Regions from separate parts of the Mus musculus genome. Here region 2 is linked to region 1. A link is a loop called in an ENCODE intact Hi-C map of the cell type or tissue named here. Cell type or tissue: heart. All regions are shown on one strand. Links, peaks and the distances in the headings refer to the core of each region. The heading gives the core; the rest is flanking DNA. Region 1 holds the start of Myh9 (myosin, heavy polypeptide 9, non-muscle). Region 2 overlaps Myh9 (myosin, heavy polypeptide 9, non-muscle).

Region 1 (15,237 bases), core at 2,890-10,889:
GAGGCAGGCAAGCTGGAGGGGTGGAGAGTGCTGTGAGTAGGTATTCCAGGGTGCTATGGGGGAGAAGAGGGAGCACCATGCCAGGTGGGAGAATGCAGAGAGGTCTCTGGAGGGAGCCCAACACTCACAGGCTCCAGGGTGGGAAGGGCAGGAACATGGCGGCCAAGCTGGGCTCTAGGCAGTGTTGTCAAACAGTCACAGGAGCCATTCATTGCTCTAGAGATATGGGATCACAGGCTTGTTGACAGAATGCTAGTGAGAGAATGCAAGGGAACTCCCTTTGGGGGGAGGGGAGGCAGGCGTGGTCCTTGTGGCTGGTGCTCAGTGATTGCTGAATGAATAGCAAATTGTGTGAAAGAATGCTAGACTCTTTAATTACCCCCTGTAGAAAGAAATAGGAGACCTTTCAAGGTTTGTTTCAGGTACGTTCCTATTGTGTACTCCAGGCTGGCCTTACATTTGTGATCCTCTTGCCTCCACCTTAGGAGTGCTGACATCACAGTAAGAACTACCATGCCTGTCTTAGAGCTAGGAGCATGCACACTTGTGCATGCTAGGCAAATGATCTACCCCTGAATGTACACCACCTCTCGAGATTTAATGCCCCCCATAGTGGGATCTCCTCGGCAAGCCCATAGACACCTTGACTAAACTCATTGCAAACTTTTAGTTTGCTTTGTTTTGAGACAGGGTCTTCTCAGTAGCTTTGAATAACCTGGAACTTAATATGTAGCTCAGGCTAGCCTCAAACTTGCAGCAATTCTCCTGCCTCTGCCTTCCAAGTCCTGGGATTGATTACAGGTTTCTGTCACCAACCTGTAATCACAAAGTCTTTTCAGACTTTGTCAGAATTCAGACCCAGTGAGCAAATTGGGATCCAGTGCACCAGGGCTCTTGCCAGTTCTTGCCCTAGGTTAATTTACACAAACTGACCGCTGGGTTTCAGATCTGGGGCTCTGTGGGGGCTCACCGCCCTCTGTTGTTGCACAGAACCTCCCTGTCCTGGGACTTCCCATTTCTACAAGTAAGTAAGGCTGATGTGCAAACCAGAGCGTCCAAGCACCTAGCTTTCCACAGCAGGCTCTGGCCTTTTCTAAGCTCTGCTGCTTTCTGAATGACACTCCCCACTGACATTAAGCTGCCCTAAGTCCTGCACAGGCTGCATCTCCTCCCTCTTGTCCTTGTGTCAGTGTGTCCTGCCTGGCATGAGCTTTCTTTGCCCTTCACCTGCATGCCTGGCTGAGCCACCTTTGCCAGAGCACAGGACTGTTAGGGCGTGCTGTACACTGTTTCTAAATGCCCATTTGTGTTTTGTTTGTTTTCAAGACAGGGTTTCTCTGTATAGCCCGGGCTGTTCTTGAACTCACTTTGTAGACCAGGCTGGCCTTGAACCCAGAAATCTGCCTGCCTCTGCCTCCCCAGTGCTGGGGTTAAAGGCGTGTGCCACCACTAACATGTCAGGCGAAGCAGAAGAAACACTCTCTTTCTAGTGGGGTTTGGGGTTTTGAAGGATGATGGGTAGGAGCCTAAGGGTCAGAATCCTCAGAGAGAAGGCGAAGGCTGTGCTGTGGCAGTGGCTCGTCTGTAGAAAGACAAGGCTGGTGGATAGTTCGATGAGCAGCTTGGACCGAAGGCCATGTGGGAAAGAAGTGGCATTCCCAGAGGCTGGGGTCCTAGCCCAACAGTCTAGGAGGCTGAGATTCGCTGAAGACACCAAAAAGGTTCTCGGGCAGTGCAGAGGCTCTTGGAGAGTTGGACAGTGCCTTCTTGGGCAGCAAAATGAGTTTTGTGAAACCAGACACACCTGCACACACACACACATACACACACACACACACAGACACACACACACAGTGAGAAAAAGAGGAAACGTGTACTTCCTTCTTCTCTGTCCCCGTTCATCAGGCCCCTTTCTTGTGCAGCATAGCCCCATTCATGTTTGAAATTAGAAAATTAGCCTTCAAATTCCTAATCCTCCTGCCTCCACCTTCCAAGTGTACATGTATTATAAACTTAGATTCTGCATATGAGAGACAACAAACATATGGTAACATATGTTTCATATCTCAGCCTGGCTCATTTCTCCTAAAACGATGATCTCTACTCATCTTCCTGTGAGTGACATTATCTTGTTTCATGCTTCTTAAAGGTTAAACGAGGGCTGGCGAGATGGCTCAGTGGTTAAGAGCACCGACTGCTCTTCCGAAGGTCCTGAGTTCAATTCCCAGCAACCACATGGTGGCTCACAACCATCCGTAACGAAATCTGATGCCCTTTTATGGAGTATCTGAGGACAGCTACAGTGTACTTACATATAATAAATAAATAAATTAATTAATTAAAAAAAAGGACACTATCATCTTTTTAAAAAAAAAGGTTAAACGACCATTGTGGACATTTGGCACATCTCTTCAGCTGTTTACCTGGTGATGGGCATTCAGGCTAAATCCATAGTAAAATATGGATGTGCAAGGAGCTCGGTAGCGGGTTGACCTAGATTCCTTCAGGTGGTTATTACGTCCGGGTCCCTGTCCCCCCCCCCCCCCCCCACCCACCAGACAGGGTTTCTCTTGGCTGTCCCAGAACTCGCTCTGTAGACTAGCATGGCCACGACCTCAGGGATCCGCCTGCCTTTGCCTCGGAGGGCTGGGATTAGAGGCGTGTTGCTACCACCGCCAGGCTGTTCATTATAATTTTTTAAAGTTGAGGAAAAAAATAAATAAATAGAAAAGGAAAAGATTGCTAAACAGGAGGAGGCCTGGGTGGAGCATGGACTTGGCAGTTACCTCCGTGGCTGGCACAGTTGGCAGAGTGGGTTGAACCCCAAGAATGGAGATACAGGCTGCACGGAAGAGAGCTTCTGCGGGTCAGCAGACAGTGCATCGCTGTGCGCCTGCGCAGCTGGTTGCCTGTGACTGGCGTGTGGGCTGGTTCCACGGCTTAGTAGATGAACTTGGACAGTCGTTTAATTTTGCTGAGTTTCACCTTTTCTCACCTGCAGAATGGGGATGATATCATTGTGAGGATGAAATATGCTAATTGTTAGGTAAGGCACTTAATATAGCGCCTGCCACACAATAAAAAAAAAAAAAAATTCTTTCAGTGTGCGACTCTTACAGAGGAGTGGGTAGCCTAGGTCCAGACCAATCAGAAGGATCCCAAGCAGTTGAGCCTGTGTTGCTGCAGAATGTCCACCACCTATGTCACCAGGCTAGGGAGGAAGACGCAGGAATGGGTCGAGGAAGAGTGTTCCTGGGGGTTTCTAGAACATCTTTAGGGATTGGGGCTGTTGATATTCTTTCTCTCTTTTCATGTCTGCGTATTAAGCAAGTGTAGACCAACTTATCCGCTTACTTTTTCAAACGTTTCCATTTTATGCGCACTGGTGTTTTTGCCTGCTGCCATGCATGCCTCTGTGAAGGTGTCAGATCTTGGAGTTTCAGACAGTTGTGAGCTGCCTTGTGGGTGTTGGCTTTTGAACCGGGATCCTCAGGAAGAGCAGTCACCGCATTCAACCTCTGAGGTATCTTTCCAGCCCCTATTATTATTATTAAAGATTTATTTATTATATGTAAGTACACTGTAGCTGTCTTCAGACACACCAGAAGAGGGTGTCAGATCTCGTTACGGATGGTTGTGAGCCACCATGTGGTTGCTGGGATTTGAACTCTGGACCTTTGGAAGAGCAGTCGGGTACTCTTACCCACTGAGCCATCTCACCAGCCCATTATTATTATTTTTAAGACAGGGTCTTGTTATGTAGTCCAGGCTGGCCTCCAAACTCACTCTCTGCTTCAGCCTTTGGAGTGTTGTGAGTATTGGAATTAGAAACAGGAAATACTATGTCTGGTTCCATTTTTTTCTATCGAGTGACTTTTCTCTCACTACTTTTTCTTTTTGTGTGTGTGTGGGGGGGGCGGGGTCTAATTACATAACCCGGGGCTGTCATGGAGCCCATGAGTTCTAGCTTACCTCTGCCTCAAAAATGCTGAGTACTAGGATTTAGGACATGAGCCACTAAACCTGCTGCTGAGGTAGTAAGCTTTCTCTTTGGCCAGGGGAGTCCCAGGGATAGAATACAGGTCTGTCAGCAGGTACCTTTACTTGTTGAGCCATTCGGCAGTTTTAAGCTTCTGTGAACGTTTCTGAACATCCTTTGATGGATCTAAATACTCATCTTCTGTTGGATAAATGCTTCGGAGTGGAACTCTTTTTTTTTTTTTTTTTTAAAGATTTATTTATTATTTTATGTAAATACACTGTAGCTGTCTTCACACACTCCAGAAGAGGGAGTCAGATCTCATTACGGATGGTTGTGAGCCACCATGTGGTTGCTGGGATTTGAACTCTGGACCTTTGGAAGAGCAGTCGGGTGCTCTTACCCACTGAGCCATCTCACCAGCCCGGAGTGGAACTCTTGAGGTCTCTATCAAGCTTTAGTAAATAGAGCCAAGGACAGGCGTGCTTAGCGGGGACTGGCCCTAAACTCATTATGTAGCCAAGAGTAGCTCCTCCTGCGCCTCCCTCTGCAGCGCTGAAATCACAGGTGTGTGCTACAGGCCTAGTGGAGCCACTTTCCCAAAGTGGTTGGAGAAGCGCATGCGTATTCCTGTCAGCACCTGATGAGCTCCACCTCCTCACCGGCTCTAACAATGCTGGGCTTTTTTTTTTTTTTTTTTTTTTCCGAGACAGGGTTTCTCTGTGTAGCTCTAGCTGTCCTGGAACTCACTCTGCAGACCGAACTCAGAAATCTGCCTGCCTCTGCCTCCCGAGTGCTGGGGTTAAAGGCATGGGCCACCACTGCCCGTACATCTCCAGTCTCTTGATGATTAGTTTTAAAAGTAATTATTGGCTTTATATATTTCACACCTTTGAACTGCTTGTCTGTGTAGTTCAGGCTAGTCTTGAACTCCCCCTCCTACCTCAGACCTCTTGAGTTCTGGTATACCACCCACAACCCCTGGATGGTTCAGCCTTTTAAAAATTTTTTAAATTTTTCTTATCAACTGGGAAGCAGTCTTTGCTGTAATGTGGGTAGCAATCACTGGTCATCTGGGCTGCAAAATCTCTTTCTTTCTTTAGCTGCTTTTTGGCTTCAGAATGTAAGTTTTCCCTGAAGTTTATATGGAAGGATCATTTTAACTGTGTTAGCAAGAACATTCCAACAGTTAAGAGCAATGACGAGAAATTTGCCTTCATAAAGCCATTTGAAAGCATTGACGTGCTGCAGGATCGACCACATAGATCAATGGACACAACTCGGAAACGGACAATTTGGGCAGAAAATAATGCGTGGACAAATTCCTGATAGATTAATGGCAAAGTACATTTTTTTAAATGAAAAAAAAAATCCTCTCGTGGTTAGTAACCAAAATAAAACAAATGAAATCTACCCTTAAAATAATTTAGTGACAAATATCTGAGATGTGTGTGAGTTAATTATTCAAAGGTTAAGAGTGGCTTAGACTGCATTCCAGGCAGAGGTACTAGCCAGAGCAAAGGTTCAGAGGTTGGAGGACAGCCGCGAGCAGGCTCCAAAATCGAACTCAGGACGCCCACACGGAATGCAGGGTTGAAGCCATGACCGCCCCCACAGCCATCATAATTATGTAAAATACCACTTTTCCCATATATGGTACTTAATATCTGTTCTCCTGGTAGGACAGGACGAAGGGAAAACACGGTTCGCTGGGCGGAGTGTCAGAGCCTCAGACCTCCCCAGTACGCTCCCTCCGGCCCCGGCGCGGCCCAAGCTGCACACCAGAGCCGGGACCAGGAGCCCAGCGCGCCTGAGCCGCTTGCTTCTGATTGGATGAAATCCGCGTCAATCCTGGTCCTGTAACCTGGCTGTCCATTGGACCCGCCCAACAAGGCGTGGCTCCCGCCTAGGAAGCGCGGGTGGAAGGTGGGGTGGGCGGAGGTGGGGACAGATGGGGAGGATGAATCTCAGCACTCCGGCTTCCATCTCTTGTCTGTTTATAGGCCGAAAATCTGTCAGTTTAGGCCAGACTCCTGTTGGATTGGGCAGTGTGGGGAGAGGGCGGGGACTCTTGGAAGCTCCACCCACGAGCCGGCGGCGAGCTGTAGACCCGCCCTCCTCTTGGAAGGGCGGGGCAGGGAGGGCGGCGCGCACCAGAGCTGGGTGCGGTGAGGCGCGCAGATCACCGCGGTTCCTGGGCAGGGCACGGAAGGCTCAAGAACCTGACCTGCTGCAGCTTCCAGTCTCGCGTTCGCCCCACCCCGCCGCGCCGCCCGAGCGCTCGAGAAAGTCCACTCGGAAGAACCAGCGCCTGTTCCCCGGGCAGACCCAGGTTCAGGTGAGCGAGCTTTGCCGGTATGTCCCGCCCCGGAGCTGCCGAGCGCGCGCGCGCGGCGACAAGACTCGAGTCCTTTGGGGCGGACGGCCCTGTGGTTCTCGGCCTCCGCGTGGCGGGTTTCAGCGCGGTCGGGTGCGACCGGACTCCGCATCCTCACCCGAGGGGTGATAGGCAGCGAGGCCTCGGGGTTAGGGAACCGGGGGACGCAGTCCCCGGCCCTACAGGATGCCCTTCCCGGTCGGGGCACTGGGAGCTCGGCCTGCTCCTGTCGCCTCTGCACTCCCGCCTCCCCGACGGCCAGCTCCGGCAAACTTTTTAACCCCTTCCGGGACGCAGCAGTCCCGGAGATCTCGGCCGAGCCGGCCGGATGCGTTCGTGGGCACGGGGCAGCAGCTCCTTTGTAAGTTTGGCAAAGGGAGGTAACGGGCAGGCGAGGACCGCTTGGCAGCTGTCAGGGCGTCCTCCTGAGTCAGGATCGGTCGGTCCCGCCGCAGACATTGCGCCCGGCACGGTTTCCGCCGTCCGCTGCGGACTTCCTCATTTGTCCGTCAGCCCTTGGGCCGGGAGGGGGCGGGGAGAGGTACTCAGAGTGCGTGGGAAAAGGGGTCCCAGCTGCCGAGGGGCTCAGGGCGCAGGAAAAGAACCCCCCCGTCTGACCTCATTCAACCTTGGATTTCTATTGCCCGAGGTCAGAAGGCCTGGGTCTGCCGGCAGCTGCCCCGTCGCCCGGGCAGGCGTGCACCTGATTTCCACCGCACCTTGGGACGCCACGCCCGGGCCAGTCTCTGGGAGCTGGCCCTGACTTTAAGACCAGGCCGGGCAGCCGCATCTTTTATGTTTGATGAGAGGCGGAGTTTTGAAGACATCCCCCACTTCCTTGCACTAGGGTCTTCACCTCATCCTGTTCTGGAGCCACGCCTAAGGCAGGAGCTGCACCCCGCTCCTCCGGGTCCCCATCTCTCCCAGGCAAACTGAGTCAAGTACCCTCTATGACTTGCTTGCGGGCTGTAGTGAAACTGAAGGCTGGGTGGGCTCGGGCGGGTGCCTAAGGCCCCACCCAGCGGTGTTAGGGAAAAGGTCCCTGGGAAGTCCCAGGTCTTGGAGACCCGGAGGCTGCCTCGGCTGGGCTACAGGGAGGTCCATCGAGTTCTCAGTTCTCTGAGCGGTTTTCTGGATTAGCAAGATTTCAAAGTAACTTGCGTGCTTCCTACAGCAGCACCTATACCAAAATTGGAACGATACAGATTAGCATGGCCTCTGCGTAAGGATGACACGCAAATGCATTGAGTTCCGTATTTTTTAGCCAACGCAGACTGGCCCAAGTATCTCTAAGAGTGGCTCACTCTCAAGCACGACTTAGGAGGTTTCTGCCTCCCAAAGGACTCCCTCCTCTGCTGTATGCCAGCCAGTCAATCTCAGGACCTCCATCTAGAACTCTCAAGCCACTAGGCAGATCTGTAACCCGCCCCGGAGCCCCTCCTAAGCCTTGACCAAGTGAAAATAAAGCTTTTTGAAACAGCAAAAATAAATAAATAAATAAATAAATAAATAAATAAAAGGTAACTTGTTCACAGAAACATTGTAGCCATTTCTGACTCCACTGTCTAGAGTCCAAGCTGATAACTTCACCTGGAGGCCTCCCTCCCTTTCTATTAAGGAGGCAATTTGCTTGAAGCCCCGTGTAGACAATCACTCAATATCAGTCAATTTATATACCAGGTTGTTATAGGTGGGGGTAGGGGGGAAGGGCCTATAGATGTGTAATTGAGCAAATATTTAACCGGGCTTCTGCCAGGGACTTTGCCAGGTGGTGTGTGTGGGGGCGGGGTGGGGTGGGTGTGAATTGAGTAAGACCTGGCCCCTGCTCACCGGCACTCTGAGACAAACCAGTGACTAGTGTGAAGGGGAGATATCAGGAACCCCAGAAAGGTACTGTGAGGCATTGGGCTACCCTGGGAGAGCCTGCTGGCCTCCTGAAGAGACTTGTGTTCTGGGGAAATTTGAAGGCATTAAAGAGTGGAGTGGTAGACTAAGATACAAAGACAGCTTGTGCTGTGTCCCAAACTAGCCACAGACAAAGGACTCAAGGAATTCCTAGGCTCAGGGGGCCACTGCTGTCCAGGGCAAGCAGGGAAACCACCATGAGGAAGGAAGACATTTCAGGCTTGGCAAACCGAGGCAAACGCGTGGTGAAGGAAAGTGGGGAGTCATTTAGTGGATAATTGGGGAGTAGTTAAAAGCATCGAGGGATTGCTGAGTGTAGTTTGAGAGGCAGTGTGCTTGCTGTGTGGGTGACACCCCAGAGCTTTGCTCCTACTGCACTCAGCAGGTTTTAGACGGCCGGGGAGGTGGGCAGAGCCAGGTTCCCCTCAAACTAGCATTAGCAACTTGGGTTGGGAAGTATCATCTAGCCCTGGGTGGGGAAGGGAAGCAGAGAGTAAGGGACTCATAATGGGGCCGCTGGTCTGTTTTTTGTTTTTTGTTTTTTTTTTGAGACAGGGTTTCTCTGTATAGCCCTGGCTGTCCTGGAACTTTGTAGACCAGGCTGGGGCTGCTGGTCTGAAGGGCAGGAGAAGAGGGGGGAGAGAGTCAGGGACTCACAGTGGGGCTGCTGGTCTGAAGGGCAGGAGAGGGGAGAGGAAAGAAAGGCCTGGTTTTCTTGTTTTTCTATTTTATTATTTTTTAAGTTTTTTGAACTTTTTAACCAAAGGGTTTGGAGATGAGGCAACTACGCTCTTGTGGAAGGAAGGGTGCATGTTAATCACAGCCTGCCTTTTGCCTGGTTTTGCTCTAGAAAACAAAACAAAACAAAACAAGGATCTCTTAGCCCTTGAAAGGAAGAGAAGCCCACTAGGAAATGCAGCTTTGTCCCTAGTCTGGTAGAAACGGGGTTGGCTGGAGTTTCCCCTCTCACTTCCTCTTCTCACTAATCCTTCAATAAAGTACTTAAGACAGCCCCTACCAGCTTGACATCTTTATTTCAAAAGGAGAGGAGGGGTTTAGCTGTTGTTTTCCTTCTTTTGGAGGGGGGAGAAAGCTAAAGCCAGGAAGAAAAAAACCAAAAACCAAAAAACCCAAAAAAACAAAACAAAACAAAAAACCCCTTGCCTTGACAGCTTCCTCTAAGCATCATGTTCCAGAAATATTTAGAATAACAGAATCTGTGTGTTCTCTTCATTAAACAAACGTCCTAATTTACTGAGCATAAAACAGCATCTCTGCCACAAGGGCAGGAAGTACATTTTCCTTTTGTGTTGCTCTCTCAGCCTTAACCCCTGGTGCTCTGAGCCCCTGCCTGGGTCAGGTCCTGTGGTGACAGCAGAACACTGCCCTGGCTGCCTAGGCAACGGGCTCATAGAGCTCTTTTTTTTTTTTTTTTTCCTAATAAACTCTCAATAAAGAAGCAAATAAAGTCAGAGTCTAACTTAAGGGAATTGGCTCTCTCCCAGCATATGGGCCCTTGGGATACAACTCAGACTTGGTGGCAAGGGCCTTTAATCCACCGAGTTGGCTCCAGAATCTCATTTTTAAAGTTGGGAAGAGTCGGTTAGGGAAGGAACGTAAACTGTGGTGCTGGGCAGAGTTGAAATCTTAACTCTCCCACCAGCTTTGTGACATTACACACTTTATATAACACCCGGAGCCTTAGTTTTCCCATCTGGAACATGGGAATCAGTTGGGTCTACTCTGCAGAGCTGGCTGCAAGAACCAGAAGAGCGGTCAGTGCACAAGGCCTGATACGCAGCGGCTGTCTACATGTTTCTTATTGTTGTAAACATAGATTTCTACCAGTGTTGCCTCCCTAGGTGACTGTGTGAGGGTGGGGGGTAGACTCCTTCCTTGGTTCCAAACTCAGTGTTTTTTTTCCATTTCTAACAAGGGGCGCATATACCATGCGGTGGTGTGGTTGGTTGAGGGGGGTCAAAATGGTGATAACACAATGGCCTTAAGTCCCCTCTGCTGATGATTTTGGGTGCACTTGCTTAAGATGTGGGCTCAGCCCTGCTGAGAGGTGCTGGCCTAGGCAGAAGTTGCTCTTACTGCCTGTGGTTTCTGTTTTTCCCCTAAAACATGGTTTCCTCGTGTTCTAGATGACAGGCAAGGGTAGTGTGGGAAGAACAACTTGTGTATGCTGGTAGAAGGTAGGTTTGATTGTGTTAGCGAGGACCATATCCCCTGGAAGACAGTAGCAGTTCCTGTGCCTATTGGCCCACAAGGGTGCCTGGGAAACTCTACAAGTGAGAGACTTTCTTCCAAATACCTCTGCTTCCCCACTTGAGTTCTTTTTATGGGTAGGGTATATATATAGCACACTTTTTTTTTTTTTTGTACAGTGTATGTGAGTGTGATAAGGCCAGGTGCCAGAGGAGGCTAGAGAGCCGAAGGGTTTCCCCCTTCAGCTGGAATTACAGGCAGTTGTGAGCCACATGATGCTGGTCCTGAGAACCTCTGAGAACCGAACTCCAGCCCTCTGCCAAATCGGCGTACTCTCTTAGCCACCGCACCGTCTTTCCAGTTCTGGCCCACCTCTTTTTCAAAGGTAATTTGACAGTGCCAGTTGAAGCATAGTCCCTTCTAGGAATTCACCCCACAGATAAGCTTGACTGTGCAGAAGGAAATGCCTAAGGATAGTCACTGTGGCATTGTCAGAGAAGGCAGGAAGCGAGCTCACTGTCCATTAGAAAGGTCACCGTAATCGTGGCCCTGGCACAGCTGTAGAGCGGAAATCCTTGCATCCCTTAAAAGACAGGCAAATCTCTATGTGCTCACAGGGTATGCTCTCCAGGGGACACAGCGAGATAGTACTGAGGTACTCTGTTCCCATTCGTGGAACACCTTTTGCTTCTCTGCTCATTTGTTGAAACAGGGCCTCACTGTATGGGGTCAGGTTCCCCTCTGACTTTCTACCCCTGACCTGGGATTACAGGCCTGTGCCATCACAACTGGCTTAGGTGGAAAGGGCTTCCAAATGGGCAGACTTGCTCTTCTGGCTGTTTTCCTCAGCCTGCCTCAGTCTCAGTAGAGTGACAGATGTACTGTTCTGATAATGATCCCAGTACCCACTTCAGCCTGGGAAAAATGAGGGGTGATTACTATTTTTTTTTTTTTTTTTTTTTTTTTTTGCTATGAGAAAAAGAAGCTTGCATAGATTTTTTTTTGTTGTTGTTAAGGTATCACTTATGTACCCTTGGCTGGCCAGGATCTCACTATGTAGACCAGGCTGCCCTGGAATTCATAAGAGATTCACCTGCCTCTCTGCCTTTTGAGTGCTGCGAAGGATTAAAGGTGTGTCCCTTCTTTTTCAACCTGGGGTCATAGCATTGCAGAATACACTGCTTCCCGCTGCCTCAGTGATTGCTCAGACATCTGGTCTGTGCTTATTAATGCATTAGCAGTGGAAAAGCTTAAGACTTTGAGACCATATGATCAAAGAGGATCGTGGTGACGTGGGCTTTGGGAGACCCTGACCTTAGTCTCCAGGGAGGGCCACTGTCAGCCTTGGACAGTATGGATATAGGAGAGGCTGCCAGCTCTGCTTATTGTACACTGGGATCCTTTTTCCAGTGCAGCCTGAGCAAGCACCTCCCAGAGTTCTGAGCAGGACCCGCCCCCTGCCAGACAGTATGGAAAGTAAGAGTGGTGTGAGTCACCCTGGAGCCCGGACCGTGAGCCAGGCTCTAAAGTAGGCCTGCCACCACTTGGGCAGGCTCTTGAAGGCTGATGCCCCTAGGGGCACAGGGGATCTGATGTGAGTCTCTTTAAAAGGGACCAGAATTAGTCAGGGTCCCTCTCTGACCAGTTCCCTAAGCCTGAGGTGATTCAGCACTGGCCAGGTGGCTGGAGAAGGAGGCTTCTGGCTGACCTCGGCTGACTAGCTGTCTCGGCTCTCTAGCTGTCTTCAATCTGGTTGCAAAGCTAAGGAGCGTCTCTGGAAGGAAGTTGCTGGTGAGTGGTGAGGCTTCCTGCAGGACAGGTTGGGCTGCAGCCCATCTGCTGCCTGGAGGGACAGTGGCTGGTCTTTTCCATCCCCCAAGTTACTTCCTTGCAGCCTCGCTGATCCTGTGGTCCTTATGTGGTGCTTTGTAGAGGAAAAAGGAGGGCCTCCTAGGGAAGCATCTATGGTCCCCATGGGCCAGACGCTTGTCTCCAAAATGTTTATGTGTTGAGATAGCCATAGGCGACTTCCTTTCTTGTATAAGGTTGTCATGGATCAAGAGGACATTTGTTTTTTGGGAACTTGACCCATAGATTTTTCTAAAGTTTTCTTCCCCCAGCAGTGCTGGGAATCAAGCAATCCCAAGGCCTAGATGCTAGGCAACTTCTTTGCCTCTGAATATTGACTGTAATTGTAAATGGTGTCCTGATTAAAAGAGAAAACATTAGCATCAATGCTGGGTATGGTGGCACATATATCTTTAATCCCAGCACTCAGAAAGCAGAGGCTGGCAAATCTCTGTGAGTTCAAGGCCAGCCTGGTCCACATAGACTCTGTCTTTGAAAAAAGAAGCCAGACCAAATCAAAAAGCCCCCTCTGTTGAGTTTGTTTACAGTTGTAGTGTGTCAGAGCCGAAGGGGTCTTGGGTGTAGCGTTTAAAGGAATATTGTTTTCTTCCCATGTTGATGAGTACTTGCCCAGGATGCATGCTGAGAGTTGCTCTTGGCTTCACTCAGTCCGGAGAAAGTGCTTGTGACTGACACCATCTTTCCTGGCTTTCGTGGGTATCCCTTAGCTTGCCCTCAAAAACCTCCTTCCTTCCCCTAAAACATCTCTTCTGAGGCAGTAAGTTAAAGAATGGAGGAGGAGTGGGGTTTGTCTGAACTTCTTCCAGTTGGGTGGGGCCCTTGGGCAAAACAGTTTCCCAAAGCTAAAAAAATAAAAAAGAAAAAGAAAGAAATTAGTATCTCTTCTGGGGCAGTGCCAAGTACAAGGGCGGGCCATCTAGAAGGCCACTCTGGCACAGGTCTTCCAGCCAGTCTGAATTTCTAGTAACTTTTTTGTATTTTCAATACAAACATGGTAGAAGGGACACATCAAGGCTTTCTGGCCTCAGGCAGGCCGAACCGCTTACTGCTCGCTGCCTGCCTCAGTTCCCCGCGTGTGGCATGGAGATGCCAGCTTTGAAGTGGTGCACTCTTCATCTTTGCCCCACTGCCTTCCCCCATACATTGTTGTCAGCATCATTTCTCCTCACATGGTAGGAAATGCATGTTCAGGTTTTAAAGGTTTTAATGTATTCCACAAAGCTGTTCCTCGGTGCCAAGGTGTGGTAGCTAAGTGACAGTGGAGCGGGACTCTAGGCTTCATGTTGAGACTTCTGAGGCCAGCCCCTTGTGTATCCTTCCCCTTGGACGACACAGCTCAGCTTGTTACTCTGGTTTGAACTGGTTAAGCATTAAGAAAAAAGGGTTTACAAGGCAGCAGCGGCACCTTTATGTAGAGTGTGTTTCCTGTGTTTTATGTGAAGTCACTGGGCTGGAGAAGGCAGCTTCCTGTGTGATAAACACGAAGACGGAGACAGTGGAACACTTTGGATGACTTAACCTAATTAGGGCAGAAAGGGGGCGAGGGCTGGGCATCTTAGCGCTCACTGGGCTGTGAGGCCTGGAGAGTTAAAGGCTGGTGGTCCCTGTCCTTTGTGGTCCCTGCCTTCGCTTAGGGCTGGACACAGTGTCAGCACCACAGCGTCAGTTGCTTGAACAGAACTGAGGTCTCCATCACGCCTGACTGAGGGGTTCTGTTGCTGTGCCATGTAAAGCACCATGACCTAAAGCAACTTGGGGTTGAAAGCTGTTTTTTAAGATTAGGCTAATATCTGTAGTCCTTCACGAAGGGAAGGCAGGAACCTGGAGGCAGGAACTGAAGCAGAGACCCTGGAGGAACGCTGCCTATTACAGCCTTGCTCCTCATGGTTCTCTCAGCTTGCTCTCTTATACAGCCCAGGCCCACCTGCCCACAGGTGGCAATGCTCCCGGTGTGCTGGCTCCTCCCATGTCTACCATTAATCAACAAAATGCCCCACAGGCTTGCCCACCGGCCAGTCTGGGTTGGTGGCGATTTTCTCAGGCTGACATAAAAGCAGCCAGCACAGGAGGATGTGACTAGAACAGAGTAGCAGCCTAAGTCTTTGGGTGTCTGAGTTGAGTCCTAGCTTGGCTAGAGAGAACGGTTAGATTTTATTGAGCACCTATGTGCAGCAGGCCATGTGCTGTTTGTTGAGTTCTTTTCTTGCCCCCAGGAAGTAGAAACTCATTCATTTTGCTGATGAGGTCGCCTTACAGAGATTCAGACTGGGGTGTGGGGTGTGTGTGTGTGTGTGTGGAAGGGTGGGTCTGCTTCTGCTCCTGTGTCCTTTCAGACAGCCTTCATTGTAGGTACACATAGCCTCGTTTGCAAAGAGGGTGGACTGGTCTCCTTAGCTTTCTCCTTCTTGAGCTGTGAGCTCACTAAAGACTATCATCCCCATCGTTCCTGGCCACTCACTGAGGCCTCCTGTGCCCATGGTGTTTATTATAGCTACTTTTCTCATGAGTGTGGAGTTGGAGGTGGGGTGGGGCAGGTGAGAGGACCATGACTGCCAGCATGAATTCAAGCCCAGGATGACTTTGCAGCTGTGGGACCCAGTGGTCCCTGCTTTCTTAACAGGTGAGCTCTTGCCTATGTATTATATACTATTCATTCCTTTGTCTCCATCTGCCCTCCTGTCCAGCCCTAGTTACTCAGTAACCACACCAGATAACATGGGCTTCCCAGGCACAAAGATGGACCCCAGGGCCAGGTGCTGAGAGGAGAGAGCTTCAGGAAGTGTGGTTTCTGTTTGTAGGGGCTGATACTCTTTTTTTTTTTTTTTTTTAAAAGATTTTTTTATTTATTATATGTAAGTACACTGTAGCTGTCTTCAGACACTCCAGAAGAAGGAGT
Region 2 (15,237 bases), core at 2,461-10,460, 67 kb after region 1:
ACAGTGAGACTGTCTCCATGTGCTTTCCTCTCCAGGCCGGCAAACTGGACCCGCACTTGGTGCTGGACCAGCTGCGCTGCAATGGCGTCCTTGAGGGCATCCGGATCTGCCGCCAGGGCTTTCCCAACAGGGTGGTCTTCCAGGAGTTCCGGCAGAGGTGAGCTGACCTGGGCCGTGGCCCAAGCTACATGTAGAGTAAGCCTCGGGGGCCTGTTTGCTGAAGGGACCTTCAGCCAGGGCTGTGTTGGCATGTATGACGAACAGGGTCTCTGCACCCTTCCTCTGCCCTGTCGGGGATGATGGTTCTTAGTTCTGGTACCACTGCTGTCTCACTGACTTTAGCAAGGCAACTTAAAGAAGGAGAGGTTTATTTGGGGCTTATAGTTTCAGAGTAAGAATCACTGTCATGGCAGGAAGTGTGATGGCAGGCCTGTACTGGAGTTGGAAGCTGAGAGCTCACATCTCTAACTGTAACAGAAAGCAGAACAAACTCAAAATGGCACCAAGTCTTTATTTAAGTTCTCAAAACCCATGTCCAGTGACACACTTCCTAAGCCTTCCAGACAGGGCCACCAAACGGGACCTTAAATTCAACTGCCTGAGAATCGATCCAACACAACCACTGGCATGAGGAGAGTTGCCCCATCTTGTCACTGGAAGGACAAGATTGTCATTGTTCGGGGTTTCATTTAGAGGGCTGATGACGGGCGGGTGCAAAGGGAGCCACCAGATACATGGTCGCTGAAGGGACTTAGGGAGCAGGGTTGGCAGGTGCTGCGGCTTCCTGCTGTCTCTGCAGGGGCTCGTGCCTTGGGCTTAGTCATCTGTCTAGTTGCTCTTGAGTGCTGAATGCTGATGCTGCCATGGTGCTGCTGTCTATTCATGGCTGAAATGTGGTGTCCAGGGAACCTATGAGCATGCCTGTCCCTCGGTCCCAGATGAGGACTCTGTGCTTAGCAGGGAACAAACAGGCACGGCCCGCAGCTTACTCCTGTGTCTGAAGTGTGCCAGGTCCTCGCCAAGCTCACTCCCCTGTAGCCGTTTAGCCAGGGAAGGAGCAGGGTGTGGCTGGGGTGGGAGTCCCATCTTTGGGAGACTCAGTGAACAGCACTGCAGCCCTGCTCAAGGGTGGCCTTGGGTTCTGGTTAAGGTGTAGTCCATGCAGAAGTGAAGTGTGGGTAGAGTGACCAACGTCTCTCCTCCCCCAGGTATGAGATCCTCACCCCCAACTCCATCCCGAAGGGCTTCATGGATGGCAAGCAAGCGTGTGTGCTCATGGTGAGTCCTGCTGCAGCTCCCCGGGGTGGGCACCTTCGCGTGGCCAGTGGTCATTTGGACCTGCAGGTGCCCGTGCTGTGTGGTCTCTGCTTGTGCTTAGGTTCTGATTTTCCTTAGTGCCCTGAGAGGCTGCCCTCAAAGGCATCGGGTAGTCAGGGATATGTTGGAACCAGGACAAACCCCAAGGACCAGGCCAAAGGAGATAGGACTCTGACAGGAGCTGCTCTGGTCTATTGGGGAACAATCCCAATGCTTTCTTGACCTTTTTCCTTTGGCCGTGTACTCAGTGCGTCCATAAGCAGCTGGCTTACAGCCAGGGCTGAGTGGTCCAGGGGCCGAACCAACATTTGTACTTTCCCTGCCTACACCCTTCGCCCTGCCCTGGCTTGATGAGCAGTGCACAGTCTGGGTTTTGGTCTAATCAGCAATGGTCCCAGTGCACCATAGCCACACTTGGGGGCTCAGTCCCACCCTGAGCCCTTTCCTGTGTTTCTTATGCATCTTTTTATTCCGGGCCTGGCCTCTTTGAGTAGCCATTGCTTGCTGTTTCAAGAGTCATGAAAGCAGGGCTGCTGATATGAAGAGTTGGAAGAAAAAAGACTCAATACTTACGTTTAGTGGTTGGGAGATGGGGATGGGGAAGGTCGTAGGGCAGGGGGATGCTGTCTGCTGTCCAGATGCTCGTCAGCCAGTGTGGAGAGGCCAGGGTTGGGGGAAGTCTCCCCTGCAGTCTGGATTACCTTTTCTCCACAGACTTAGCCACTTTCTTGTGGGGTGGCCTATGTGCCTTTCACAGGGATCAGAATTCTCTCCCTGACTCTTCAGGAAAGATGCGTATGGCTATTCCTAGGTCTTGTCACATTGTTAGAGAACTAGGGACAGGCAGGTGACAGGCCCACACCCATCCCTACTTTTCTGACTTTCCACCAGAACTTCTTGACAGACAGCAATTTAGGAACAAGTGTCTTCCAGAACCCATGTAGAATACTCATTGACAGTGCCTGTGGGCCCTTATTCTAAATCCCTCCCAGACTGACAGGCTGGCTAGCTGGCTGGCGCACATATCTGTCTGTGTTAGTTACTTTCTCATTGCTGGGACCATGTACTTGACAAAAGGCAACTTCAGGGAAGAGAGGGATCATTTTGACTCAAATTTTGAGGGTAGAGCCTATCATGATGGAGAAGAGGGCATGGTTGGAAGGCAGGGAGGCAGCTGATCCCATGGCGTCTTCACCGGGCAGGAGAAATGAGCGGCACTCAGCTGCTTTCTCCTTTTGCCCATTTTATTCAGTTCAGGACCCCAGTCTATAGGATGGTGGCACCTATCCCTCCTCAGGCAATCTTTGGAACCTTCTTAGCACAGGTACTCAAGAGACATGTCTCCTGGATGGTTTTTAAATCCAGTCAGTTGACAACGGAGAACACCCTGTGTGGGCTATCCAAGGAGTGCAACTGCCCTGGCTGGAGTTACCCACGTTTGTCATGATGACTAAAACTTTCTTGGGGCTCACTGGGTGCTTGGGCTCTGTGCTGAGTGCTCTGACATTCTCTTCGGTGGTGCCCATGGCCCTACTGGGAAAGAGGCCCTGTTAATTTGCTTTGTGTCTGCTCTTCTTTTTAAACTAAAGCATCACTCCCACATAGTTGACGGAAGTGGCCTCAAGAGAGGGCTAAGCCAGGGTCTCCAGGAGGTGTTGGGTCCTGAGGCCCATGCAGGCCCTTACTTTAATTTTGATGCCAGCGAGCTTGAGCTGCTTCCCAGTGGAGGACATCCTGATGGAGCATTTGTGGAGTATGACTCCAGGTGCAGAGGCAGGAAGTGGACAGGGTCTCTGAAGAGTCCCGTGTTTCTTTGACAGTCTGCTTTGTCACCTTGCTCTGTGTTTCGCCTACTCTCAGTGTCCCCGAGACCCAAGCCCTCTGGTCCAGGGGCAGAAGGCTCCCTCAGGAGGTGCAGCCACTCTTTGAGACCCCCCTGGGGTAACTGGGCTGAGGCAAGTCCTGGCCATTTCTCCTGGTGTGCAGAGTGGTGCAGTCAGTGGTCTGCTTTCCTCCCTCTAGATCAAAGCCTTGGAGCTTGACAGCAACCTGTACCGCATCGGCCAGAGCAAAGTGTTCTTCCGGGCAGGAGTGCTAGCCCACCTGGAGGAAGAGCGGGACCTGAAGATCACCGATGTCATCATTGGCTTCCAGGCCTGCTGCAGGGGCTACCTGGCCAGGAAGTACGTTGCAGGGACCCTTACCCCACACACCTCACCTGTGTCCCTGCTGCTGAGGGCAGTATAGTCAGCTGTGGTTGAAGGCCTCTGGGGCCTCGTGGAACCTGACTGGCCCAGGGTCTTGTGGTCCCTCTGCCTCCTGAATTTCTCAATGGGCAGAAATGGCTATTTATGAAGGAGTCTAGTGGGAGTCAGTCAACTGAGTTTTGACTGTCCCAAGTGTCTGCTTATTTTATCCTCCCTTGTCAGCATGTGGGGATGACACCCAGGCCTGTCCCTGCCTGTCATGCTCCATGGACACCCTGAGCTCACAGTGTAAGATCAGCATGTTTAGCTTTCCCTGCTGCAGCAGGCAGACGTGCTCCCGGACAGTCCCAGTGAGGACAGTCCCAGTGTGAGCTCTGAGCCCTGGAAGTGAGCATGAGCTGTGGTGTCGGGAGAAAGGGAGCCCCTCCCCCCACACCTTACCACCCACTTCCCAGCCTATCAGCTGCCGATGCTGTCCACCAGGCAGGGAGGAGGCAGGGCTGGAGAGCCCACGTCCCCTGGGCACAGACGGAAATCATGACCAAGACCACAGTTAGATCTTGCACTAAGTTCTTGTAGATCACTGGTTCTTATAGGTCCTTTATGCCTGAAAGTACCTCAGTGCAGGGCAGTGGCTGGGTGACCTGAGCCCTGTTATTCATGTGTGTTGAGTGACTCGTGAGCCAGGGTTGCCGGTATGTGCTTTCCTCATCCCTGAGTTGCTGACTGTGCCTTCCTCTCCAGGGCCTTTGCCAAGAGGCAGCAACAGCTGACCGCCATGAAGGTCCTACAGAGGAACTGTGCTGCGTACCTCAGGCTGCGCAACTGGCAGTGGTGGAGGCTCTTCACCAAGGTGGGTTTGCCACAGGCAGCTCAACCTCCTCTCGCTCGAGTTGGGCTTGTTGCCCACATCACAAGCCTTTCCTGTAGCTCCATAGGGCTCAGCAGTGTGAACCTAACCTGGTCCTGTCCAAGTGTCGGCCAGCACCACCACTTGTTTGCTGTGGATGCCAGTGTCTGGGTTGGGCCAAACTAGAGAGCAGCTCTTGTAGGTAGGGGCTTGCCTTACCTACACATTGTCCTCTTGTGGTGCCCCATGGCAGCCAGCTGCTCAGAACATCCACTCAATACCCCCAGTCTTTAAAAGTACCCTTTGCAAGCTGCGTGTGGTGGCACATGCCTTAATCTCAGCCCTCAGGAGGCAGAGGCAGGCAGGCAGATCTCTGTCTACATAGTGAATAAGGACAGCTACATAGAGATCCTGTCTCAAAAAAATTCCTTTGCAACTTGTTCTGTCAATTTTAGTTTATAATATATAACATATGTTAAATACCAAAAAAGCATTAGAAAGACCCTAAAACTAAATCACGGGCCCTTCACTCTGAACCAATGCCATGATCTCTCTGCATTTCTCACTCGCAGTGAGTCTCAGCTATGTAAACTGTACGCACTCTTACATAGCCAAGCTTCGACTTGTGTACATAGTCTTGTATCTTGCACTTTGTATTTAGAATTCCTATCAGCGTCAGTTTTTAGGAACTGTTCCCTAGGGGCTAGATGGCTCACCCCTAAGTCTTGGGCCTATAAACAGCGCTGTCACGGGCATCTTTATGCACGCGTAGACGTGGTTTCCGTGCAGCGTAATTAAGCGAATCAGAGGCCTGTTGCATGTTGTACCAGACTGACTTCTAGGAAGGCTGTACCTGCTTGTACCCCCTCCCCAGGTAGCAGGTCGTCTCTAGAGCTTGCATTCCAGAGGTGAGGGAGCTTCTAGGGGTGGGCCAACTCTGCCTGTGTCTCCTCTCCCAGGTCAAGCCCCTGTTGAACTCAATAAGACATGAGGATGAGCTGTTAGCCAAGGAGGCGGAACTGACAAAGGTTCGAGAGAAACATCTGGCTGCAGAGAACAGGCTGACAGAGATGGAGACGATGCAGTCTCAGGTAGGTGTCAGTCTCCACCCATCAATCCCAGCTGCGCTCAGTGCTGCCCCCTGCTGGTCACCGTCAGGCCGGCTAGCTTACTGCTTAGAAAACCTTTGCAGTCAAGTCCAGTGGGAGAGCAGTTGTCAGCCGGGAGCCTGAGCCATAAGCACCCACCCTGGAGCTACTTGAGGGGTACACACCAGCTCTGTTGCTGTGACAGTGTGCCTAAGATAAGTCACTTAAAAGGGCTGAAGAGACTCAGCCTGTGGTCAGGCCCCTGCTGAGGCCGAGTGCCACGACAGAGAGTGGCGGAGCAGAGCGGCTCACTTCTTTGTGCTAAGGAAGCAGAGGGAAAGAAGGGGCCAGGACTCCAATATTCCCTGCAATGATGTGTGCCAGTGGCCTCTGCTCTACAGCTCTCAGCAGCTAACAGTGCCAGCCACTGGCAAACAAGCCTTTCGTGCCAGCCTCGGGGGACATTTCTTATCTGGACTACAAGGAGGCCGCAGGGAACTTAGCCTTTGCACGTGTTCTTTGCAGCTCATGGCAGAGAAGCTGCAGCTTCAGGAGCAGCTGCAGGCGGAGACAGAGCTGTGTGCCGAGGCTGAGGAGCTCCGGGCCCGTCTGACAGCGAAGAAGCAGGAGCTGGAGGAGATCTGCCATGACCTGGAGGCCAGGGTGGAGGAGGAGGAGGAGCGCTGCCAGTACCTGCAGGCCGAGAAGAAGAAGATGCAGCAGAACATCCAGGTACCCCTGCTCCTGCCGGGCAGGGCGGGCACAGTGTGGGCAGCCAGGGGCACAAGATAGGCACACAGGTTCAGTTACCACATCAGCCTTCTTTGTCCACCTGTTTGCGACAATCACTCAGTGTCCACGGCTCACATCTCCGTGAGCGCTACCCATTGAACGTTGAGGCCACTGAGTTTCTCTCTCTGGTCCTTCCTCCATCAGCCTTGGCACAGGCCTCTTTGTGGCACCCTGGGAACACTGTTGAGACTATGTCAGTCATGTGCCCCAGTTCACATGCTGGTTTCCTGAAGAGGGATCAGACGTGTGTGTGTGTGTGTGTGTGTGTGTGTGTGTGTGTGTGTGTCCTCCGTCCTTCTCACGTCTCCTCTCCCTTTAGGAACTTGAGGAGCAGTTGGAGGAGGAGGAGAGCGCCCGGCAGAAGCTGCAGCTTGAGAAGGTGACCACCGAGGCCAAGCTGAAGAAACTGGAGGAGGACCAGATCATCATGGAGGACCAGAACTGCAAACTGGCCAAGGTGGGGCCTGCTGTGCATGCAGTCATGGAGAGGGTGGGCAGAGCAGGGCCAAGACCTGCCTACCTGCCCGATCCCCCGCGGTGCCGTGGCTCTGTCCAGCAGCACAGTCCTCCCGGGCACACAGGCCCCTGGGCACCAGCACCATGTGCAGAGGACTTTTCTCATGAATGAGGAGGTTGCGGCAGGGGCTTGCCGTTTTTCCTTGGCAAAGGTCTTTACCAGCTTTTAGGATTGAGGAAACTCCAGATGGCAGCCTCTTAGTAGGGCCAGGGGTGGGGCTGCTTGTCCTTTCCCTAAACTAGTTGACACCTAGAAGTCTTTCCTACTTGACCCCAGGAAGTCTTGGATACCCACATTTGTTGTGTCTATGAACTTGGCCAACTCTTTAAGGCCCTGCCTTACCCTTGATCCATACATTTCTGGTTGAGTCTTCCTTTGGAAGAGCTAAAGTATGTACCTAGCCAGCACTGAACTCTGACATTCTTCCTCCACCTCCAGGAGAAGAAACTGCTGGAAGACAGAGTAGCTGAATTCACTACCAACCTCATGGAAGAGGAGGAGAAGTCCAAGAGCCTGGCCAAGCTCAAGAACAAGCACGAGGCAATGATCACCGACCTGGAAGGTGAGACGCTCTGGCCGTGAGCATCCTGTCCACGCAGAGCACTGAGCCCTGTGCACTCATAGGCGAGCCAGGCTCAGCCTAGGGCTAGGCCATTGCCTTAAGGCAAGGCTGTCAGGCTTCAGGGGCGCTATCTGGTTCTCCGGGAGTCAGGGCTGCAGGCTCACTGCTGCATGGCCGGACGGTTGCCTGTGTGAGGGGTGATAAGCATGAAGCTTTGATATGGCATGTGTTGGGCACAGCCATTTTAGAAGCTGTAGGACTTTTGACAGCAGTGAAGGGAAGAAGGAAGGAACCACAAACTCCAGGTGCTGTGTTGCCATGGGGACGCGCAGGCCTTGGTAGCTTCTGGGGTTCTGTTTCATCTCAGAATTGGAAGTGGGCGTGTGCATGGTGTCCCTTTAAACAGTCCATGTGTCCTACAAGTACATAGTGTTTGGTTTCATACAAGTAATTAAGGCTCCCTCCGTGTCCCTTCCTGCCCTTCCTGGCAGAGCGCCTCCGTAGGGAGGAGAAGCAGAGGCAGGAGTTGGAGAAGACCCGTCGCAAGCTGGAGGGAGACTCCACAGACCTCAGTGACCAGATTGCTGAGCTCCAGGCGCAGATAGCAGAGCTCAAGATGCAGCTGGCCAAGAAGGAGGAGGAGTTGCAGGCTGCCTTGGCCAGGTGAGGCTCTGCTCCTAGCCAGTGTCGCACGTGCAGTGGCTTCCCTCTCGTCTCATTTTTGGTGCTGAGCCATGAGCGTGCTCTCTTCTTCTGTGTCAGAGCCAAGAGCAAGACACTTCTGATCCACAGACAGTGTGTTCCAGAGTGTTTAATCTTCACAAAAGCCATCTACAGCCCATTCTCTGTAGTCCTCCCTCTCCTCATTTCCTGTAGTCCTTCCTTCCCTCCCCATTCTCTGTAGTCCTCCCTCCCCATTCTCTGTAGTCCTCCCTCCCTTCCCCTTTCACCCATTTCCTTTCCCACTTCCCCTCTATGGTCTCCTGTCCCCTGCTCCTTCCCTATTTTGTGGCTATAGGCATATATTAAAAGTCATTTTTTTCTCTTTAATTTTTTTTTTTTACGTTTACCTGTTGGGGGTGGGGGGTTGCCTAAGGATTATGTGCTGTGCTGCACATGTGGAGGTCAGAGGGCATTTTGCCTGAGTCCTCTTCTGCTATTTGTGGGTCCCAGAGATTGAGCTTAGCCCTCAGGCTTGGTTGCAAATCTGCTGAGCCATTTCAGTTCCCTGTGTACATTTCTTTTTAAATAGCAACTTTAGATTTACAGCAGAATTGAAAAGAAAGTCGAGATTTCTCATCCGTGCCCTGCCCCCACATGTACAGCCCCTCTCTTCCTCCACTTGCCACTACCATGATAGAGCGGTTTCTGCTGAGTTTAACAGATCTTAGTGATGTAAACTCATAGCACATCCACATTTTAACTTAGTTATAGTGATCATGACCTACATGTACTGTTTTATTTCTTTGTATCTTTTTGGTAAACATTTGAATTTTTATATATTTAAAAATATATTCTTAATTAAGAAAATGGAATAATTCTGTTGTTCAGTTCTCAATTGGTATTTCCCTTTAATATATATTTTTAAATTTGTATGTGTGTGGGTTTCCCCTTGGGAACTAGAAGAAGGTACCAGAGCCTCTGGAACTGGAGTTATAGACACTTGTGAGCTGCCATGTGGTTGCTGGGAATTGAACTCAGGTCCTCTGGAAGAGCAGCCAGTGCTCCACGTGGCATTGCTCTTAACCATCCTGGATGGCTTAGCTTTGCTAAGGTTGATCCTCAGGCCCCGGCTGTGACTGCCAGGTGGTGCTTTGCTGCACCTTCCCAAGGCTCATCTGCACATTCGTTCCTGTGGCCTGGTGGCCTCGTGCTGATGTCACTCATCTCTTTGGCAGAGTGGAAGAAGAAGCTGCTCAGAAGAATATGGCCCTGAAGAAGATCCGAGAACTGGAAACTCAGATCTCTGAGCTCCAGGAGGACCTGGAGTCGGAGCGAGCCTCCAGGAATAAAGCCGAGAAGCAGAAACGGGATCTGGGAGAGGAGCTGGAGGCGCTGAAGACAGAGCTGGAGGACACGCTGGACTCCACGGCTGCCCAGCAGGAGCTGAGGTGCGCCGCGGGCGGGTGGGCGGCGGGGAGGTGGTGCAGCTGGGGAGGCCTGAGTGCGTAAAGCAGGGAGCAGGCGTGCTGATGGTTCCTCAGCAGCCTCTTCACTGCGTGGAGTCCTGCTGCAGAACCTGGTGAGACAGAAGGGAGTTTAGGGCTGAAAAGGCACACGTCTGCAGCGGGCATGCTGGGTTGGACCTGAGGGTGGATAGAGGACCAAGGAGGGAATCTGCGAGTCTGGGTGTGGGGACACACACCTGTAAGCCAGCACTTGGGAGACAGAGGCGGAGGTGGAAGGGTCAGGCGTTCAGGGTCATTCTTGGCTACAGAGTGAGATTAAGGCCAGCATGGTCTACATAAGAACTTGTCTTAAAATATGAGGAGAGAGAGAGAGACAGAGCGAGGGGAGAGGGGGAAGGACAGAGATGGGGCTTGGGGAAGAGAAGCTATGTGAGTGAGTGGCTCTGTCCCTTTCAGGCCTCTGCAGCCAGAGTTGGGACAAGGGACACCATCCCCCTAGGAATGTTGCCTCCAGTCTCATGGTGTTTTCTGTCCAGGTCGAAGCGTGAGCAGGAGGTGAGCATCCTGAAGAAGACTCTGGAGGACGAGGCCAAGACCCATGAGGCCCAGATCCAGGAGATGAGGCAGAAGCACTCACAGGCTGTGGAGGAGCTGGCAGATCAGTTGGAGCAGACGAAGCGGGTACGGGAACGCTGGGGGAGGTGGGCCCAGATGGGCCTGGTTTCATCAGAACCAGAGGAGAGCAGAGCAGGTGCAATGTCAGGCTGGGCCCCCCGCTTTGTCAGAATGACATGGGCTCACAATTTCTGCTATGCCTCCGTTTTCTCTGCCAGTGAAGGATGCTGGTGGCTGGTTTGTCTTGTGATTATCTGAGGTTGAATTGATCATACCGTAAAACATCTGAAGAGTTAATGCTCCATTAACCTGACCAGGAAGCTCAAGGAACCTATGCCCCCCGCCGCGGTCTCTTCTGACTAAGAGGTCCTTTCTTACACACTCCTAGCAAAAACATTCAGCTGGCGTCTTACTGGGAAACCGTGATGTTGTCCATCCACGCAGTTGGTAGCTGGCAGCTCCTTCTAGACAAATTCTGTCTCTCTCTGGCTTCCAGCTCATGTCCCTATTGGCGGTTAGACAGTTTCCTCCATGTGGCAGTCTAGAACATTTAGAAGCACACCTCGCCCCACCTCCACCAGCGCTGTACGATCTGTTTTTTAGTGGTTTTTTACCCAGCATGCCTTTGTACTGGCTTAGGTCCCTGTGACCTGTGACCCTTGAGCTTGTTAAGCGCACTCAGTACTGTGTGGACTGGAGTGTTAGTAAGCTACACTTTCCTGGTTTTGTTTTGTTCTTTTGTTTGCTTTGTGAGAGAGGGTTTCACTATGTAACCTTGGATGTCCTGGAACCTACTACATAGACCAGGTTGGCCTTGAGCTCACAGAGATCCACCTGCCTCTGCCTCCTGAGTGCTAGGATTGAAGGTGCTTACCACCTCACCTGACACCTTCTTAGTTTTTGGAAGGATGTCATGTCATTGCTTTGAACATCACATTTCAAGTCTTGGAAGTGGTTTTCCTTGAATTGTGAATGTTGCTAAAATCCCCACAGATGAAATTTCATATACTAGAGCATCCCCTCTCAGAAAGGGAAAGCTTGCGGGATTCTGTCACCTACTCTATGACCTGAGAATAAGCGCCACCTAGGCTTTGCTCAGGCTCTGGGTCAGAGGCAGCAGTCTTTGGACCTAGAGTCCTTGCCTCTTCAGCGGCTTTAGAAAGTCCAGGCACATACCCGACACCAGATACTCACCGCACCCTTGCCTCCTCCTCCAGGTAAAAGCTACCCTTGAGAAGGCGAAGCAGACCCTGGAGAATGAGCGGGGAGAGCTGGCCAATGAGGTGAAGGCCCTGCTGCAAGGCAAGGGCGACTCAGAGCACAAGCGCAAGAAGGTGGAGGCGCAGCTGCAAGAACTGCAGGTCAAGTTCAGCGAGGGAGAGCGCGTGCGAACCGAACTGGCCGACAAGGTCACCAAGCTGCAGGTGAGCTCCTGCTGGACCCAGGTCTGGGCGTTGCTGCATCCTCGTGGGCTTCTTCATCCTGACTTCTCAGCCGGAGCCCCGTGGTTCAGCTCGTGTAGTCCAGCTCTGCAGGCCAGTTCTGAGCACCCACAGTCTCTGCATCTCTCATTCCTACCAGGTTGAACTGGACAGTGTGACCGGTCTCCTTAGCCAGTCTGACAGCAAGTCCAGCAAGCTTACGAAGGACTTCTCTGCGCTGGAGTCCCAGCTTCAGGACACACAGGTGGGGACAGTGTCAGGACCCGGAAGCCCCAGAGCCTTAGCTGGCACATGCACGCTTCTTGCTTGCAGACAGACCACCTGATAACACATCCTCTGTCGGGTTTCGGGGTGCTCCTGCACCTCCTGAGCGGCCCCTCTGCCCTCTTGAATAGGAGTTGCTCCAGGAGGAGAACCGGCAGAAGCTGAGCCTGAGCACCAAGCTCAAGCAGATGGAGGATGAGAAAAACTCCTTCAGGGAGCAGCTGGAGGAGGAGGAGGAGGCCAAGCGCAACTTGGAGAAGCAGATCGCCACGCTCCATGCCCAGGTGAGGTGCCCTCTCCCTCCTGGGGAAGCGGGTTCGAAACTGGGTTGGACCCCTGGTTCCCCTTTATGGTGCAGCAGGCTTGTTCCACATTGTCCTGGAGAAGGTGTGCCCAACCTGGGTGCCAGTGTGGGTGTTTGCATCACTTCCCTGTCCTGCCCAGGTGACCGACATGAAGAAGAAGATGGAGGACGGTGTAGGGTGCCTGGAGACTGCAGAGGAGGCGAAGCGGAGGCTTCAGAAGGACTTGGAAGGCCTGAGCCAGCGGCTTGAGGAGAAGGTGGCTGCCTACGATAAGCTGGAGAAGACCAAGACACGGCTGCAGCAGGAGCTGGACGACCTGCTGGTTGACCTGGACCACCAGCGGCAGAGCGTCTCCAACCTGGAAAAGAAGCAGAAGAAGTTCGACCAGGTATGGCCTTCCCTCCACCTCCTTTTGTCCTCTCCCTTCGGCAGAGCAGAGTGGTGGGCACAGCCAGGTCTGCAGCTTGTTGAGGGACCAGGGGAGGACGTAACCAGAAGAGGATTTAAGAGCAGGTCTTAGAGGTTAGCCAGTCCGCCTTCCACCATGGAGATGCAGATGCAGACATAGGCCACATGGAGTAACAGCATAAAACATCAGGGTCAACACGTGCTAGACAAATCCAGTCCCCCACTGTGCTTTAAAACTATTTATTTTACACTTAGTTATTTCGTGTGTGTGTGTGTACACGCATGTGCCACAGTGTGTGTGCTGAGGTCAGAGGACAACTAGCACAAGCCCATCTTCTGTCATTTACCTGTGGAGCCATCTCCTGCACCCATAAACTTTCATTGTACATGGCCACACTCATTTGCATGCTGCCACTGGCTCTTATGTGGTAAGTGGCCAAGCTGAACGGCCTGTGAGAGGCTGTACAGCCAACAACCTCTAAGGAATGTCCTTTATGAAAGGCCCAGTCTGTGGAGCAGGTGAAGAGTGGGCAGAGAGATAGCAAGGCAGGAAGGTGGGGGATAGTGAGGGGGCCCACACAGAGCAGGCACAGTGGGTGCAGCCATCTTTGGAGAAGGGCCACGTGGGATTTAAGCCTTTAAGCAGATCTTTTCAAGAATCTGGGCAACCGAGCCGGGTAACATAAACGAGAGAATTGAGCAGAGAGATTGCAGAGATGCTCAGTTGTTAAGAGATGTTAGAGGACGCTCTTCTAGAGGACAAGTTCCATTCCTAGCAGCTCACAGCCACCTGTAATTGTGGCTCTATGGAGTCCAACACACTCTCCTAGCTTCTACTGGTACCGACACATGTATGCATGTTTGTGTGTGCATGTGTGTGCATACACACAGATGAAAATCTTTAAAAATTTAAGCAGAGATCAAAGTACAGTGCTAGAGGAGTCTCTGTCCTCCTCCTTCCAGGACTCCCTGGGAGCCAGCGAGTCCCTGGGTAACACCCTGGGAGCCAGCCAGTTCCTGGTAGCAGCCTTGGGCCTGTTGGTCTGGGTCTGGCTGTAGGGCCCAGTGGTCATCAGTCTCTTCCTCACAGTAAAACTTCTTTCCCCAGCTCCTAGCCGAGGAGAAGACCATCTCGGCCAAGTATGCAGAGGAGCGTGACCGAGCTGAGGCTGAGGCCCGTGAGAAGGAGACAAAGGCGCTATCACTGGCCCGGGCGCTTGAGGAGGCCATGGAGCAGAAGGCAGAGCTGGAGCGGCTCAACAAGCAGTTCCGCACGGAGATGGAGGACCTCATGAGCTCCAAGGATGACGTGGGCAAGAGTGTGAGTGCCGGGCTCTCGCCCTGGTTCAGGGGAGCCTGGGGGTGTGATCTAAGCTCAGGCCCCCTAGCTGTCTGAGTGTGTAACTAATGTGCAACTAACTCTGCTAGGTCCACGAGCTGGAGAAGTCCAAGCGGGCCTTGGAGCAGCAGGTGGAGGAGATGAAGACCCAGCTGGAGGAGCTGGAGGATGAGCTGCAGGCCACGGAGGATGCCAAGCTCCGCCTGGAGGTGAACCTGCAGGCCATGAAGGCCCAGTTTGAGCGGGATCTGCAGGGCCGGGATGAACAGAGCGAGGAGAAGAAGAAGCAGCTGGTCAGACAGGTGTGTATGGCCTCCTCACTGTGTGGACACCAGTGACTGCATCTGTCTCCCTGTACAGCACCTGCGCCCCGGGGGGACTCCTGAGCCATCTTCCCACTGCCTCATTTCTCGGTCCCCTGACTTCGGGCTCAGTGACTTTCTTTGTCCCTGGTGGCCCTGTGGATACCCCAGAACTGACCTGAGCCCATCTGAACTCAGCGCTCGGCAGTAAGCGCTAAGCATGGGCCCTGCCTCTGAGCTGCTGGTGTTCCTCAGGTGCGGGAGATGGAGGCGGAGCTGGAGGATGAGAGGAAGCAGCGCTCCATGGCCATGGCCGCACGCAAGAAACTGGAGATGGATCTGAAGGACCTGGAGGCACACATTGACACAGCCAATAAGAACCGGGAAGAGGCCATCAAACAGCTGCGGAAGCTTCAGGTGAGGCAGACCTAGGCCGGGCGTCAGGACCTGCCCCACTGAGAGCCTGTCTGTGGGAGCGGGGGACACAGTAACAAGAGGGGGCTGAGGACATTAAGCCGAGAAGAAGAAGGTAGCTGGACGTGCAGAAAAGTCAGGGATGGTGGCCACTTAAACTCAAGAAGAAACCAGGTACTGGCAGTGTTCAGTGATGGACAGTCTAAGCTCATGGCTCTGAGAAGTGGCTCAGAGCTTGGGGCTCATACTTGGGAGCAGTTTTCACTCAGCAGTGACTAAAGAGTAATGTTAATACAGACGGCTCTTGTGTGGTCATTCACACATGTGTACCAGCAATGAGAAAGACTAAGCATCACACGGGCGAGGCTGTGAGGCATAGGAGGCCAGCTGGCTGATGGCATTCCTAAGAGCTGCACGTGACAGGAGTCACACTCTGCCTCTGAGATTTGTCTGCAAAAGCAACAGCGGGTCCTTAGATCAGCAGGTGGGGACAGAGGGGACCGAGCTCCCTGTTTTGTTGTTGCCTTTCCTGGCAAGAAGCATATGTACTGTCTCGTCCCTGAGCTCACCTGGTCCCTGCATGCCACGGCTGCCACTGGATGATGCAGCCGGCATTGCCTCAAGCCAACAGGAAGTTAGTGAGGGCGGGCAGATGGGCCCAGCGTACACTGTGTTTAGGGGTCTGT

What was found. Peaks named below come from ENCODE experiments on the same cell type or tissue, not always from the same donor. Only the 100,000 strongest peaks of a DNase experiment are listed, where the experiment ranks them.
Region 2: it touches region 1 in a loop (4-fold over the local background); 13 of 42 quality-filtered maps call a loop at or near these places.

What each region holds. Positions count from the first base shown.
Region 1 is chr15:77,833,037-77,848,273 of GRCm38, reverse strand. Myh9 (myosin, heavy polypeptide 9, non-muscle) reads left to right here and starts at 6,099. Exons shown (of 41, transcript NM_022410.3): 1 at 6,099-6,317. It also overlaps the pseudogene Gm22107. In heart, for the core only: a CTCF peak has its summit at 6,880 (motif pointing right); DNase peaks (open chromatin) are centred at 5,883, 6,833, 7,673 and 9,613; H3K4me3 peaks cover 5,583 bases; H3K27ac peaks cover 5,958 bases.
Region 2 is chr15:77,766,031-77,781,267 of GRCm38, reverse strand. Myh9 (myosin, heavy polypeptide 9, non-muscle) reads left to right here. Exons shown (of 41, transcript NM_022410.3): 17 at 36-157; 18 at 1,209-1,278; 19 at 3,340-3,500; 20 at 4,269-4,377; 21 at 5,334-5,465; 22 at 5,988-6,194; 23 at 6,574-6,711; 24 at 7,210-7,333; 25 at 7,825-7,996; 26 at 9,232-9,444; 27 at 9,999-10,143; 28 at 11,295-11,501; 29 at 11,659-11,763; 30 at 11,915-12,067; 4 more. Among named protein-coding and RNA genes, the nearest start is that of Apol8, 18 kb to the right of the region's middle. In heart, for the core only: no CTCF peak of the experiment used is centred there; DNase peaks (open chromatin) are centred at 5,527 and 5,873; H3K27ac peaks cover 305 bases.